2 separate regions of the Mus musculus genome follow, and region 2 is linked to region 1. The links are chromatin contacts, found by Hi-C or POLR2A ChIA-PET in ENCODE. All regions are on one chromosome and are shown on one strand. The core of a region is the stretch at or near the end of the contact, and the rest is flanking DNA. Distances in the headings are between cores, read along the strand shown. Region 1 holds the start of Plxna2 (plexin A2). Region 2 overlaps Plxna2 (plexin A2).

Evidence for each region. Hi-C counts contacts between places; a loop is a spot of excess contacts on that map. ChIA-PET counts read pairs that join two places held with the same protein, here RNA polymerase II (POLR2A).
Region 2: a loop to region 1 is called in a map of heart, with 3 times the contacts of the local background. The contact joins the enhancer-like site here to the promoter of Plxna2 in region 1. A Hi-C loop is called at or near these places in 4 of 37 maps with a recorded cell type or tissue (heart and left cerebral cortex). POLR2A ChIA-PET finds 5 or more read pairs at or near these places in 2 of 5 experiments (Patski and embryonic stem cell).

What each region holds. Positions count from the first base shown.
Region 1 is chr1:194,617,084-194,624,005 of GRCm38, forward strand. It overlaps Plxna2 (plexin A2), which reads left to right and starts at 2,746. Exons shown (of 32, transcript NM_008882.2): 1 at 2,746-3,314.
Region 2 is chr1:194,742,679-194,749,085 of GRCm38, forward strand. It overlaps Plxna2 (plexin A2), which reads left to right. Exons shown (of 32, transcript NM_008882.2): 5 at 3,452-3,552. Among named protein-coding and RNA genes, the nearest start is that of Gm46202, 26 kb to the left of the region's middle. Within about 2 kb of position 3,914, at least 1 of the 3 ENCODE cell types and tissues checked has a DNase peak (open chromatin) inside an H3K27ac peak, as active enhancers do.

The sequences.
Region 1 (6,922 bases), core at 1,496-3,995:
AAAGGACACTTCCAACCTGCTGGGCTGCTGCAGGCTGTGCACTGTGTTCCAGGCTTTCCCAGCTGGCATCTGTGCTGGAGCAGACCTTGGTGATGCAGCTGCTTTGAGTAATTTCTGCCTGTAGGTCACCTCTCTCTCATACTTCTGTCAGCAACCCCAACAAAACTCATTGGTTCACCAAGTTGGACTTTGGTAGTGTCTGTGCTTTGGATTGTCAAGAGATCCCTAGCTGGAGTGAGTAGATGTGTGTTGCATCTACCTATGAAAAGTTTTGTCACACAACAACTAATAAGATTCATATCAACAGCTTTCCATTTTAAGGATACTATCAATTCTTCAAATACCTCCACATCTGGTTTTAACCTACCAGGTTCCTGGAGATTTCAAGTTAGAATCTCATCTTAGAAATGGGAAAGTTGGGGTCACCTAGGAAAGACAAGGGTGCTGCTTCCAGGTACCTCATAGATTAGGCTTCTGAAGTCACATCCTTAACTGGCTCCATTTTCAGATGATGCTCAGTGGCAATGTGGGAGTAGGGTGGCATCATGTCACCCAGCCTGCAGTGTGATCTGTCTGTAGGTGTTCTTTCTCCCACACTCTCCCTCTCTCTTCCTTTATTCATGACAGGCAGGGCAAGTGTGGGGAGAAAAGAACAGGATGGGTATATGTGGAGGAGTCACTTTCATTTAATGTACCCCCCATTCTTCATTTAAGGGTTTATTTCTAGATCACAGGGGTGGGGATGTGTAACTGAAATTATTTAAATTGTATTGTAATCATCTCAAAAATGAGATTAAATTGAGGCACTGAGAAGAGGCAAGAGATAAGACACAACACACACATAGTCATACAGCACTTGATTTAGAATTAAAGGCCCTATATTCAACAGAGAGCTTTATCACTTACCTTGCTCTACTAAGGATGGTCTCAGGGGAAGCTGGCTAGACTGTTGTTCCTCTCATTAAAAACATGGCAAAAGTGTAACAGAATCTGATAGCACCTTCCCTTTATCTTCCTTAACAAATTGTGCCTTCAATCCAGCGTACTCAGAAATAAAGAATAACGATCATTTGTGTAAAGAGGGAAGACACACTCACATGCAGACATAAACAATAATAGAGGAAGAATAAATGTGAGAATCACTGGGCATTTTATCAAAAATAAATGTTACATAAATTCAAAGGACAAGATAGGTGTGCATCACAGAATTCAGATTCTTTGTGGCTCCAAAGGACAAAATTGGCAACAGCTAGTGAAACTTACCGGAAACAAATTTTAGGCAATTAATGAATTGATTAATTTAAGAGTTTTTAAATGAGGTAACCATGTTTTGTTTTTAAGAATAGCTAATTGGACCAGGTATCCAGTGTGGTGGCATATATTTTTGAGTCTAGCACTTGGGAGGCAGAGGCAAGCACATTTTTGTGAGGTCTTAGCCACTATGGTTTGTAGTAAGGAGTTCCAGGACAGCCAGAGATACATAGTGAAGAAAACCAAACCAACCAAACTACCAAACAGCCAACTCTACATCCCAAAATCCCGTGTCTCTAATATAGTTGATGAAAGTGATCTTCTCTTCTCTTCTCTTCTCTTCTCTTCTCTTCTCTTCTCTTCTCTTCTCTTCTCTTCTCTTCTCTTCTCCTCCTCCTCCTCTTTCTTCTTCTTCTTCTTCTTCTTCCTCTCTCTCTCTCTCTCTCTCTCTCTCTCTCTCTCTCTCTCTCTCTCCTACTGAGAATTCAGTCAACTGTTTTTATATGCTTTCAGAAGCATCCCACATCCCTCTTTCTTTTTATACCGGTGAAGAGTATGGCCACAAGAGGGCAGTAGGGGACATTTGTCAGACACTTTGATGTGTTGAGTAAACTCGGTGTGTTCAATCTCCATCGGGGAATTCGAAGACCCTGAGACCTTGCAGGGGTATAGCTTGCACAGGCCCTCGCGGGAAAGCCGTAGCCGCAGTTGCAGATTCACAGACTACGAACCAAGGAATCAAGACCCGTGAGCGCGGAAGCAACCAGGACTGAAAAATCCTCTTTTCTGGGGATATTAAAGTTGTCTTAATCTTCTAGCCATTACCCTCTGCCTCCAGTACGAGGCGGGCTCGCGGGTCTGGATAATGCAAACGCTCCTGGTACTATGGTTTCCACAGCACCCACCCGAGTCAGCCCCTACCTCCTTTTCCAATGGAACAGGAAACCGGAGATGCAAAGCCAGACTCCTCTTTAAAATGTAGAAATAATTATCAACAACTTCAAACCTCTTTTGACAGCTCGTTGGCTTTCTAGAATTTGTAGGGTAGAGAAATTTGCTGTTCCGAAATCCGACACCCCATCTCAAGCCCATCAGTAATATATGTCCCTCCACACTCACCCCTAGCTCACAGGTGAAGAGAAAGGAGGGGAGGCTTTGCTTGGTGACAGGTGACGCCACGCGAGGGGATGGGGTGCTCTCATCACTCTGATCCCCTCCCGAAGCCTAGCCAGCTGGCTTACCAGGCCCCAAGACATGAGTCCCTAGACCCTGGTACAACCTTTCTGGGCCCTTGACTACTGACAGTGTCTGGTGGTCCAAACTGAGCGAGCAGAACGCCTGCAGAGCCGTAGCTCTGCCGGGTTCTTGGGTGGACCAGCTAGGGTATTCGGTCTGCGCGGGCGGGGCGCGTGGGCGGGGAGGGGGTTAACGCGGCCTCTATGATAATGAGCTGAGCGGTAATATAGGAGGCCGGCTGAGGGCGCCGCCACCGGAGCTGAGCTGAGCCGCGCTGCGCGCAGCACTGTCCGCGCAGAGCCGAGTGGGGGCGGCTGGAGCAGCTGCTGGGATCCTTCAGCTGAAGACGAGCGATCAGATCTGGTGGACCCGTGAGCCGTGGAGCCGCGGGGAGCTTATGGGCCCGGTCGCAGACAGAGCTGGCAGCGGTTCCTGGAGGAAATAGGGCCGAGCAAGCCAGGAGCAGAAGGGAAGGAAGCGCGGGATCGCTGATGTCAGAGCAGCCCGGAAAGTCGTGCTGGAGAAAACTGAAGACACCCGGCTTTGAGCCGCCCCGGAGGGACCCTGCGGGACCCCACGCCCCTTCACAACCGGGTCCCTGCGCACAAGCGACTGGGACGAAGACGCGAGGAACCATTCGGGGGCCACCCCAGGAATACAGGCAAGCGGCCGGCGCGGGCCGAGGATTTTAATGATCCTGGGTTACATGTGGAACTGGCTGCCAGTGTGACTCCCGTCAGGCAGGACTGGGCGCACGCTGCCCTGGGCAACCGCCAGTTGAGCGGACGAAGAGGGGACGCAGGGACAGACAGACACTGCCGAGCTGGGTAAGCAGCGCCCTCCGCCCTTTCCCCGAGCGCGCTCCCGCGGCGGTTCCTCCGGCGCAGCCTCCTCAGGTCCCCTTGGGGTCCCGGCCCCGGCCCCGGCTTGGTTGTGGCGGCGAGTATACGCGCGTGATCCGCCACTTTCGCAGCTGCAGTCTCCTGTCCAGGCTTCCGGGCCATAGACTCCAGCGGCTCTGGTGGTTCCGGCGCTCCGTGGCGCGCTTATAGCGCGCACCTGCCGGCTGTCTGCAGCTCTGGGGAGCGCCTGAGCGACGAGGTCGTCCCAGGGTTGGAGCCCAGAGAGGGCCTCCGTGGCACTAGCAAGATAGCCTGGAGCGACTATGGCCGGAGGCCGGTTGGGGGGCGTTCACCAGGCAGTGTAGTCCCGGGTGGCCGCTGGCTGTTCCAGTGGTTCAGTAGACTGGGAATCACCGGGAAGGAGAAGGCATCCTTTGCGTGCGTTCCGGGAATCTGTGAGAACGGTTTGGAAGCACTGTAGTTAAGTGTTCCTGTCCCCATCCCCCATGGCATAGTGCCCAGCTGGGGCCAGCCCCCTTGGTTTGAGCAACAGTGGTGCTGGTTGAAGTGGGAGTTTGTCCAGAGTCCAAGAGGCTCCTTAAAGCTCATTTCCCTCCATGTACTCTTTTTTGCCCTACCTCACGAAGTGATAGGATCTTAGAAAATTCCAGTTTCTTTTACTCATAGGTAGTCTTCGTAAATGTTCATCTTGAGCTGTATGTCAAAAGCTGAAAATGTCATTCCTAGGGCCCTCAAAAATGCCCACCTGTTTAACATGACCCTTGCCCTAGGAAGGGCTATCTCTTCAAATAGCTCAAGTAGAGATAAGAGGGAGAAAAAGCTGGGGGGAGGGAGGGGGTGCAACTTGGGAGAACAGGTCAGTCCCTACCATCTGGAAAGGAGAGTAGTTGTTGAGGGCAAGAATGTTCAGTGAAGATCCAAGATCACAGACAGATTAACTCTCTAGCCACTCATATGCACAACAGACAGAGGTGGATGGCTTTGGGGAGTGAGGCTACCAGATGTCTCTGAAGGCCATCTGTGGGGGATTAGACATTTTGAGACACAGCCATCCTTGCAGTGGACCAGGTCTGTACAGTTGAGTATCTGGGCTAGAACACAGACAATACTGAGATGGCTGCTTTCAACAGACCTGGAGTCAGGTTCAGCTCTCTGCAATTCCACACAATAGCAGGCCTGTCATACTCAGTCTCTTTCCAGATCTTGAAACTTCATTCTTCGCTCTGGGCTGACTATGAATGTTGGGGCTTTCCAGTAAGAACCCGTGCTCCTAGAGGAGCTTAACCCTGGCTGGAGGAATTCAGCTGTTCCTAATTGAAATGCACAACTTTCTGTGTAATCACCCTGGAAAACTCCTACAGTTGCAAGCAGCCCTCCATCCGCTGACCTCCAGGCAGGAAGATAGAAGAATTCATTAACTTCTCTTCTCCCCACAGAGCATCATTGGAAGTAATTACCTGTGATCTCTGCTGGGTGGCCTAGGGGTGGAAAATTGAGAGAGGGCAGGGAACCAAGGAAACAGAGTGGAATCTTGCCCCGTACCCCAGGAGGTTGCTTTTTTGTTTGTCTTCTACCTGACATCACCTCCTCTTGGTGCTAAGCCCCCACCCATCCCACAACTTGCCTCTACTACCACTCGCTAGTGTTACCTAAAGAACCTGTCTTCTCTTTTTCACAGTTAATCTTGTCCAAAAAATCTGTTGATAAAGGGGGCTCTGACTGATCTCTGTCCCCATACTGTCCTCAGAAAATTTGCACTGGGATGGGGGTAAATAGTCTTGAAAAACAAGAGAATATGGCTTTTGACCCATCTATAGAGGACACTCTGCTGAAGAGCAGCAAGCTCTGAGGTGCCAACGAGTTGGATAGTTTTCCCTCCAAGGGAAAAAAAGGCAAGGGGGTCTCTCAGCTGTTCCATTTTCATTGTTGTCAGGGCATAGGGACAAGGACCCTCACAGACTGGATCCAGGCAGGGGTGAAGAACAGCTGACCTTTTGGCCTAAGACTAAAGGAAGAACAGACAATAATAACATATGACTATCACTCAAGACTATGCCATCCCAAGGCTGCCGGTCCCTATCAGAGCTGCCCCGAACATCTCTCCTGTCTCTAGACTGTCAATGAAGGACTGCCCTCCAACATCCTTGACCAGGAGAAGTTGTATATGTGGTAGATGGTTAAGTTCAGCATCTGTTTTGCAGGAGTTATGTGCTCTAAATAAGGTTGGGAAGCCTCAAAAAACAGCCTCTACTAGGCCCCCTCTCCTGCTTACAAATACTCCTGATTATTCAGCTAATCTTTATTTCATGGGCAAGGAGACACAGGAGCAGGAGGGGAAGCCAGTGACATGCTTAAATACACAGGACAGCAGCTGGCAGGAGCTTTAAGCTTGCCAGCACAAGCAATCCCGAAATATTTCTGGTACTGGAGTCATCACTGTTTGTGGAGCCTTATGGTTTCTATTCCACCTTGCTTTCTATGACTGCCTCTGGAAGATACAGGATTTGGTGTCGGGGAGGCAATTCCTGTTTCCAGTCCCCCCTCCCCAGCTGTCTTCCTGCATTGCCATACAGCTGTCTCTGCACAGAGAGACTAGGGTACAATATACTTCTGTCCATTATGGCAAATGGAGAGGCAACCAGAGCCAACCCCCCTCCTAACCCCATGCAGATCATAAAGAGACAGGAGCATTGTGTTACAGTCTGTTAGCTGGAATAATCCAAGACTGCCTACAGGAAAGCAAGAGAAGCGGGTTTTGAGGTGCTGGGTGAAGTTTTTACAGCTAATATGTACAGCACCCCAACACTACCTTTCTCCCATTGTTACCCCTCCCCCCAGGGCTGTCTGTTATCAATTCATTCTATGTGAGTGTTCTGTTTCTTCCCATCACATATGCTCAGTTCAAACAATGATGAATGGAACCGATTCCCTTATGGGAAACAGTTTTTTCACTTAGTTACAAAGATTTCATGCCTGATTAGAGCAAATGAGGGGTGGGTGTGCCATCCCCTGCTTTTTTTTTTTTTTTTTTTTTTGGTCATTTCTAAAGGTGACCCCCCCCCCCCCCGTGGAGACAAAAAGAAAGGCAGTTCGCTGGGGTCAAACAGCTGGTCCCATTGCGCCTATTGGAAATGGCTGGTCTGAAGAAGCCACCCCTTTCCTCTGCTCAGCCCCCAGACTTCTTTGGGCCCTACTTCCTAGTATATGGGGATATGGAACCTCTGTACAACTCATTGCTCAATATTAGATTGGAGGGCAGGAATAGAAGTGAGAATCATTTTTGTTGGGGATAAGGTCCCTATGGAGTTCTAGTATGAGATGAGAGAAGGAAGGGAGGGTGGCAAGAAAGGCTTACAACTGAGCTCCTCCAGAAAGTTCCCTGCTTCAGCAGCTGGTTAATCATTATCCTGACTTGGTCTGGCTTAGTCTCTCATCTGGGTAGCAGGTTATCTCTGGGAAACCCTGAGAACCAGCAGGTGTTCTCCGGCAGTCTTCTCTTCTCCGAACAGAGTGGTTGGTGTTGGCCTTCTCTGCTGTCTTCCTATAGTCCGTGGCATAGTACCTGACCCATT
Region 2 (6,407 bases), core at 2,664-5,163, 130 kb after region 1:
TGTTTTTATTCTCCTGAAGTGTGTACTACTAGCCCATATGGAGAACCAGACCAAAAGCACTAGCTGATGGGTGAAATTAAAGTTATGTGACAGTATACACAGGGCAGGTCCATGGGAGCTTCCTACTGTAAGGATCTCCTCCCAGTCTCTCTGGCAGCTGTCGCTCTGATTTGTGCCTAGCTTGTAGATCATAAAGAATAATGCAAGTTCTCAAGCCCTCCCTCCTTCTAAGTTTCCTGTTTCACTCTACTCTGCCTTAAAAAAAAAAAAAGTCACACCAGGAGGGCCCAGGAAACAGGAAAAATAGTTGTGCTGTTGGTTTCATGTTTGGAGAAGAACAGGGTTTCACTATCTCCATGGCACTTGGCATGAAAGTGGGCTTTGTTGCCAGAGACACTGCTTTCATTCAAGGCCCCCGTTCCCAGCTGCTGAGAGCTGGGCTGTGTTTTGACAGACGGGCTGAATGTAATGCAGACAGTTGTTTTAATTTCCAGCCAGATGCAGACATCACTCACAAGGAGCCCAAAACCCAAAAAAGGGAATGGGCACTGGACTGATGCTCTTAGGCCTTGCAGAGTAGACCAGAGCAGGCCAACAGAAACCTATTGAGCACTGGATTCCCAGATATCCTGAGAGATTTAGAATCATGAGGCCTGCCTGGGCTTGGCACCCACTTCTCCAGGAGACATCTGTCAGAAAGGTGCTTCTTGTAGGTGTTGCCAACTGTGAGGAGGTTTCAAGGGTTTTTCTTTGGTAGTGATAACTGGATGTTTTCTTTCAGTTGTCAGATGTGGAAGTCTTGAGCTGGAAAGCTCCATAGGAAAAGCATTTACTGCACAAGCTCAGATCCCTAGAATTCACATAAAGCTGGGCTTGGTAACATGGTTTAGAATCCCAGTGCTACTTCAGCAGGATTCTAGGGGAAGGGAGGGAGTTCTAGGAGAAACCCTGGAAACCCACAGGCCAGCTACCTTGTTGTATATCTTAGTGAACAACATGAGCAGTTGCAAACAAAGTAGGAAGCAAAAACTTGCTCCTGAAATTGTCTTCTGACCACATGTTCACTATGGCAAATACATGCCTGCATTTACAGACACACACACACACACACACACACACATGTATATATATATATGTGTGTATGTGTGTGTGTGTATATATATATATATATATATATATGTATATATATATGTGTGTGTGTGTATGTGTGTGTATAACATATGCACATATATACTATACACACACACATATATATGCATATAAATATATAGCATATGCACATATATACCATATATACATACACAAAAACACAAAGATAAAACTATTTTAAATATTTTAAAGAAATAGTCTCAAGGAGATATGAGTAAATACAGATAAAATTTTTGGATAACAGTCTTCTTTCAGGGCTAAATTCCCTTTCACAGCCTCCAAAGGAATATCACCCTGCTTGCCACTCATTACCATGATGAGTAGTATATTTTAGACAAAGTGACTATTGCAGATCAGACAGTCCTAAATTTGTTATGTCAAGCTTTCTCGTCTGATACTGTAAATCTGTTTCAGTGGTCCATGATATCATTAGCCTCTTTCCCTATTACATCACCCTAACAGGTCATATCAGACTGATCTACAATCAGCTTAAACCCTCAGATATATTATGCTTGAGGTTTTTAAACCAAGATTTCACAACCTACACTTGAGGTGTCTACTTTTTAAACAGAATTTCCAGATTTTATGCTTACTTTCCCTACATCTTATTTCCTTATCAAGGAAGTTTGACTTTTAAGGCTCAACATATTAAGTGTTATAGTGTACTAAGAGTGGGTAGGCCTAGAATGACATACTGCCTCTCCAAGTCTACAAGTTCAAGTTAGAATGAACTTATCTGTAACTTTTGCCCATGATAACCCTTCAGTTTGAAAAGTCTTTTGGGTCTTTCCATCTGCTGGCTCTTCTTTTCATATCCTCTTCTCCCTTCTCCTCTTCCTTATTCTCCCCTTCCTCTTTCTCCTTCTATTTCTATTATTTTTATAAGACTGAGTTTTTCTTTGTAACCCAGACTAGCCTGGAATTCACTATGTAGCACAGGCTAGGTAACTTATATATAATACTCCTATCTCAGCTCCCACTCAAAACTCAAGTGCTAGAATTCCAGACATGTGCCAGCATGCTCAGCTGGATATATTCTCATCTTTGAAGACTTGCCCTTAACCTCTGTCTCCATATTTTTGACAGATTAGCCTGAATGCCCTTCATCTGAGCTCCCACAGCACTTAGTGCTCACACCAATACTGAGCAACACACAGAGCAAATCTCAGTTAGGGAACTGTGGACTCCTGTGAACTGTTGGGCTTTGTACTGGCTGATTCTGTGCCATTTGTTGTGGATTCTCTATAGCTGAACATCAAGGCTGCCACAGAACTGGCATTCAATCAGTTTCCCCTGAGTTTACCATGTTAGATCCATGCTAATCCTCTGGAAAGGATTTTGTGAACATGCTCCCCTTAGATCTGTATTTTCCTGCCAGTAGCAGAATGTTGTCACTGGGCTGGCTGCAGGTCACATTTTCACCTGGGCTCACACTTCTAGTAGGTGACAGTCCTTTATGGCCTAGCAAATGAATTTGTATTTCCAACCCAGCATGCATGTTTGCAACTCAGAAGCCTCTTACCCAGCCAGCAACAGACACCTAAGATATGTCAAATGGAAAACTCCAACCCTCTAGCCCTTTTGCTTGGCCTTTGTTGTCACATGTGCTGGGCAGGTGCAGGAGAGTGGTGTCCACACGCACCCTACTCAGGAGCTTGCCCAGGCTCCTCCAGAAAACCAGGAGGGCTTTCAAAAGCTAGGCTTTTTAAAGGGGGTTTGCAAGGGGGGGGGTGTGCTTGATCTGCAATTTCCCACTAACCAGGCAAAGCAGAATCAAACAGGCAGCTCTTCTCTGTGGAGATTCCCATTTTGCCAGACTTTCCAAAGAATGGGAGATTTACTAGAGAAACTGAATGCAGACATCAGAGAATGGGATAATTGGATCCAGGTGGTACACTTGGTTGGCTATGAATATTATTTCATGGGAAAAGTTTCTTCCCCCACCCCATGTGTGCAGTGCAGGAAGGATGTCTCAGCCCAAGCCCAGCTGAAAGCTCTTCAGAGATGAGTTTGTGCCACTCAATAGCCTTTTAGCAGAATTAACCATTTTCAACACTTGTCAGGCTCTCGAAAAGACACTGATAGAAAGAAGCAATAGGCTGGAGGATTTTCTTTCTACCCTTGGTAAAAATCAAAGAGTCTGGAGCGACCATTGAGATACTTCCTGTTTAGGGTTAGCCTCTTCAGATTTGCCCACAATGAGATGGAAATACCTTAGGGGGAATAAAGGAGAGAATTTTGAAATGTATCTTCAATTTGTCACAACATGACCTTCCCATGTTCCTTTTCCTCTCTCTGCCAGGTCACCAGGGTCCCTGTTGAATCATGTGAACAGTATACAACTTGTGGAGAGTGTCTAAGCTCAGGGGATCCTCACTGTGGCTGGTGTGCCCTGCACAACATGTAAGTTTGTGGTGTTCAGAGGTGGTCCTAGCATGCAGAAGACTGGGGGTTTCCTGGTGTGGTTGACTGGACAGTAAAGGAATTTCCCTCTTTTGAACAGTAGAGATTATAAATGAGACACAATGTGGAAGATAGTGAGAGGCCACAGGATTTGCTTCCTGCATGCAGTTCTTTGCTCATCCTCTCAGCAACTTTAAAACCACATGACTGTGTTCTCATGTGATTGTGAAAAGTCACAGGGCAACTGTAGAATCCTAAAACTTCCCAAAGCCTCTTGCATTGTCTGGACAAGAAGCTGGGCTAAGGCTTACAGACCAGATGGTAGGACGCCAGAACTTGGAATTTGCACTCCAGCTTGCTGCTGTGTGACCCTAGGTGGGTCCCCTGACAACTCTGGGTCTCCATTTCTCCTTTGCCTATTTCACAGGTGAACTGTGAAACCTAAATGAAATAATAAGTGCTTTGGAAATAATGAAGAGGCAATACAAATCAAAATAATTATTAAGGTCTCTGTACCCTTGGGAGGACCCTTCTGGCCTCTTTATTTCATGATTCCAAGAAGTCTGCACTGCATCCAACTGGCCACATATTCCTATTCAAATACATCCCCACCATTGAACAACAGCTCAATAGAAATGCAAAATCACACTTAAACTTCCTAATTCGAGGAGCCCCAGAGGAAGAGAAAAAGGGTGAAAGCCCTAAAACGGGAGCCTGGCTAGGGATTCTGTTGCCCAATAGTGATGGAAACTCCATGGCGCCATGCCAGCTAGCAAAGCGTTTCTATGAAATGTGCTGGGTTTGGGGTGGAGGCGGAGGCAGAGGGCCAGAGTTCAGGGTCCTGCACAATAGCTCTTGGCTTTCAGCCTCTGCAGCAGGTGTTGGGAGGGCTCTGGAGAGAGGGAGGAAGGGAGGCTTCACAGATGCAAAATCTGGACTGGATTTAAGTCCACTAACAAAGGATTGAGTCTCTGCTTGGGTTTTGGAGGTAAGGGACTTCTGAAAAAGTGTTACAAAAGTGACATCAACAAAACCTGGACAGTAAGTTATCATGTAAATCAGTCAGGGGGTCAAGATGCCAGAGCCAGCAACTCTGCTACAGGAATGGAAAAGCTGGTAAATTTGTCAAGTTTCAGTGTGCCTGACCCAAGAATCTGCAGGCTCTTTCTCTGAGAATACAGAGAATGAGCTACATAGAAATGCCCAGGCTTTAGACCCTCACTCATAGATACATAGAAATGCCCAGGCTTTAGACCCTCACACTCTGCAATAGTTATTCACCTGTCCCATGTACATACATCCTGCTCCATCTTCCCTCCCTGCCTTTCTCTCCAGGCTTCAGTGCCTGTTACACTCTGCATATATAGAAAGAATGCAGTAGAATTACAGATTGGAGTTACTGTTTATTTTCTCCAGCTTATATCAGCATCTATTATTAGATCAGTAATGACCCCATCTCTCAACTACCCTAGAACACCTCATCCTTCTCCTGATCCAGGTCAGCTGTGTCTTCTAGAAGGATGGAACTCTTATCAAGATAGCCCAGATTTCCTCTGCTCACTCAACTCCTCACTTATCTTCAGGGAATCTTCCCCACCTCCCTGGGTACACACCTTCCAGCCATTCTACCTAGCAAGCTTGCCTGGGGGTAGGAGCTGCACCTGTTGTATGCAGGTTTCTCATTACCTGGCATTCATATCTTCAGGAGACCCTCTTGCACTCTTCTCCCACCTACCCCAAGACTGCCCATCTAGCAGGACCACGAGGACCCAGCAACTTCAGCCTCAGGCCTGAAAGCCAGCCTCTTCTAAAGCAGTAGAGGATTGAGGCAGAGGGCTGATAACAGAACCTCTGGGTCCCAGGAGATTCAAACCCTCCTGTCGCTTCTGTATTGTTTGCCCCTACAAGTGTTATTGTCTCCCAGACTATTTATCTCTGTTAGAGTTGTTGCCATAAATAGTATGATTCTTTCAAATAGAGTCATTTCAGTTAGTCAATGAGATAAAGGCTCTAGTCAAGAGCTCACTTTAAAGCCATCATAAGGATTCACTTAAACCCCCATAATTCTTCCTTTGACAGCACTCACATTTGAATCCATTATGTACTTGGAAGGAAAGAGGGGAGGAGCTTGGGTACTCAGAGTAGGAAATACTGTTTGACTATGTAGTACTGTACTATGTGACTATTTGGTTTGGAGCTACACTGGCCCTGAGCCTGTCCCATAAGACACAGCAGGTAGTAGCCCTAAGCTTCTGAGTTCAGGCAACACCTCACTTACCTGCCACCATGGAATGAGGACCTTGTGAAGCCAGAGATGATTTCAGAAGAAATGGCCATGTAGGCTTTCTGACACAAGCAACCCTGGATACCTGCTTTATTTGTCTCTGACTTAAGGCATTATTTCATGACACAAACATTCATTTAAAATATAGCATGTGACAGGTAGAATATCTCATTGAATAAAACGTGGATTCTTCTCTTAAAGAACTATTAATCCAGCAAACCATCATATGCATCCTGTCTCACAACAAAGACCCTTGCCTGTTAACACCCTAGGGGGTAAATGATAATGTTATTCATCATTATTATTAATTTCAGTATTTCAAGGGCTAGCATGAGGATACATCCACTAAATGCCAGGCTGCATTCTGAGTACTTCTGCACTTTACTCTTAGAGTAGCCTTACAAAGTAGGGTATTATCATCCTTGCTAATTTAAGGATGAGAAAACAGAGAAGAGAAAGATTAAGTAACTAGACCAGCGAGACCCAGCTAGCAGGTAACAGGCCTGGTATTAGAGACTTACACTCTAGTTGTAGGGTTCATGTTCAGAGCTGTCCTTCTTAAGTACCCCAA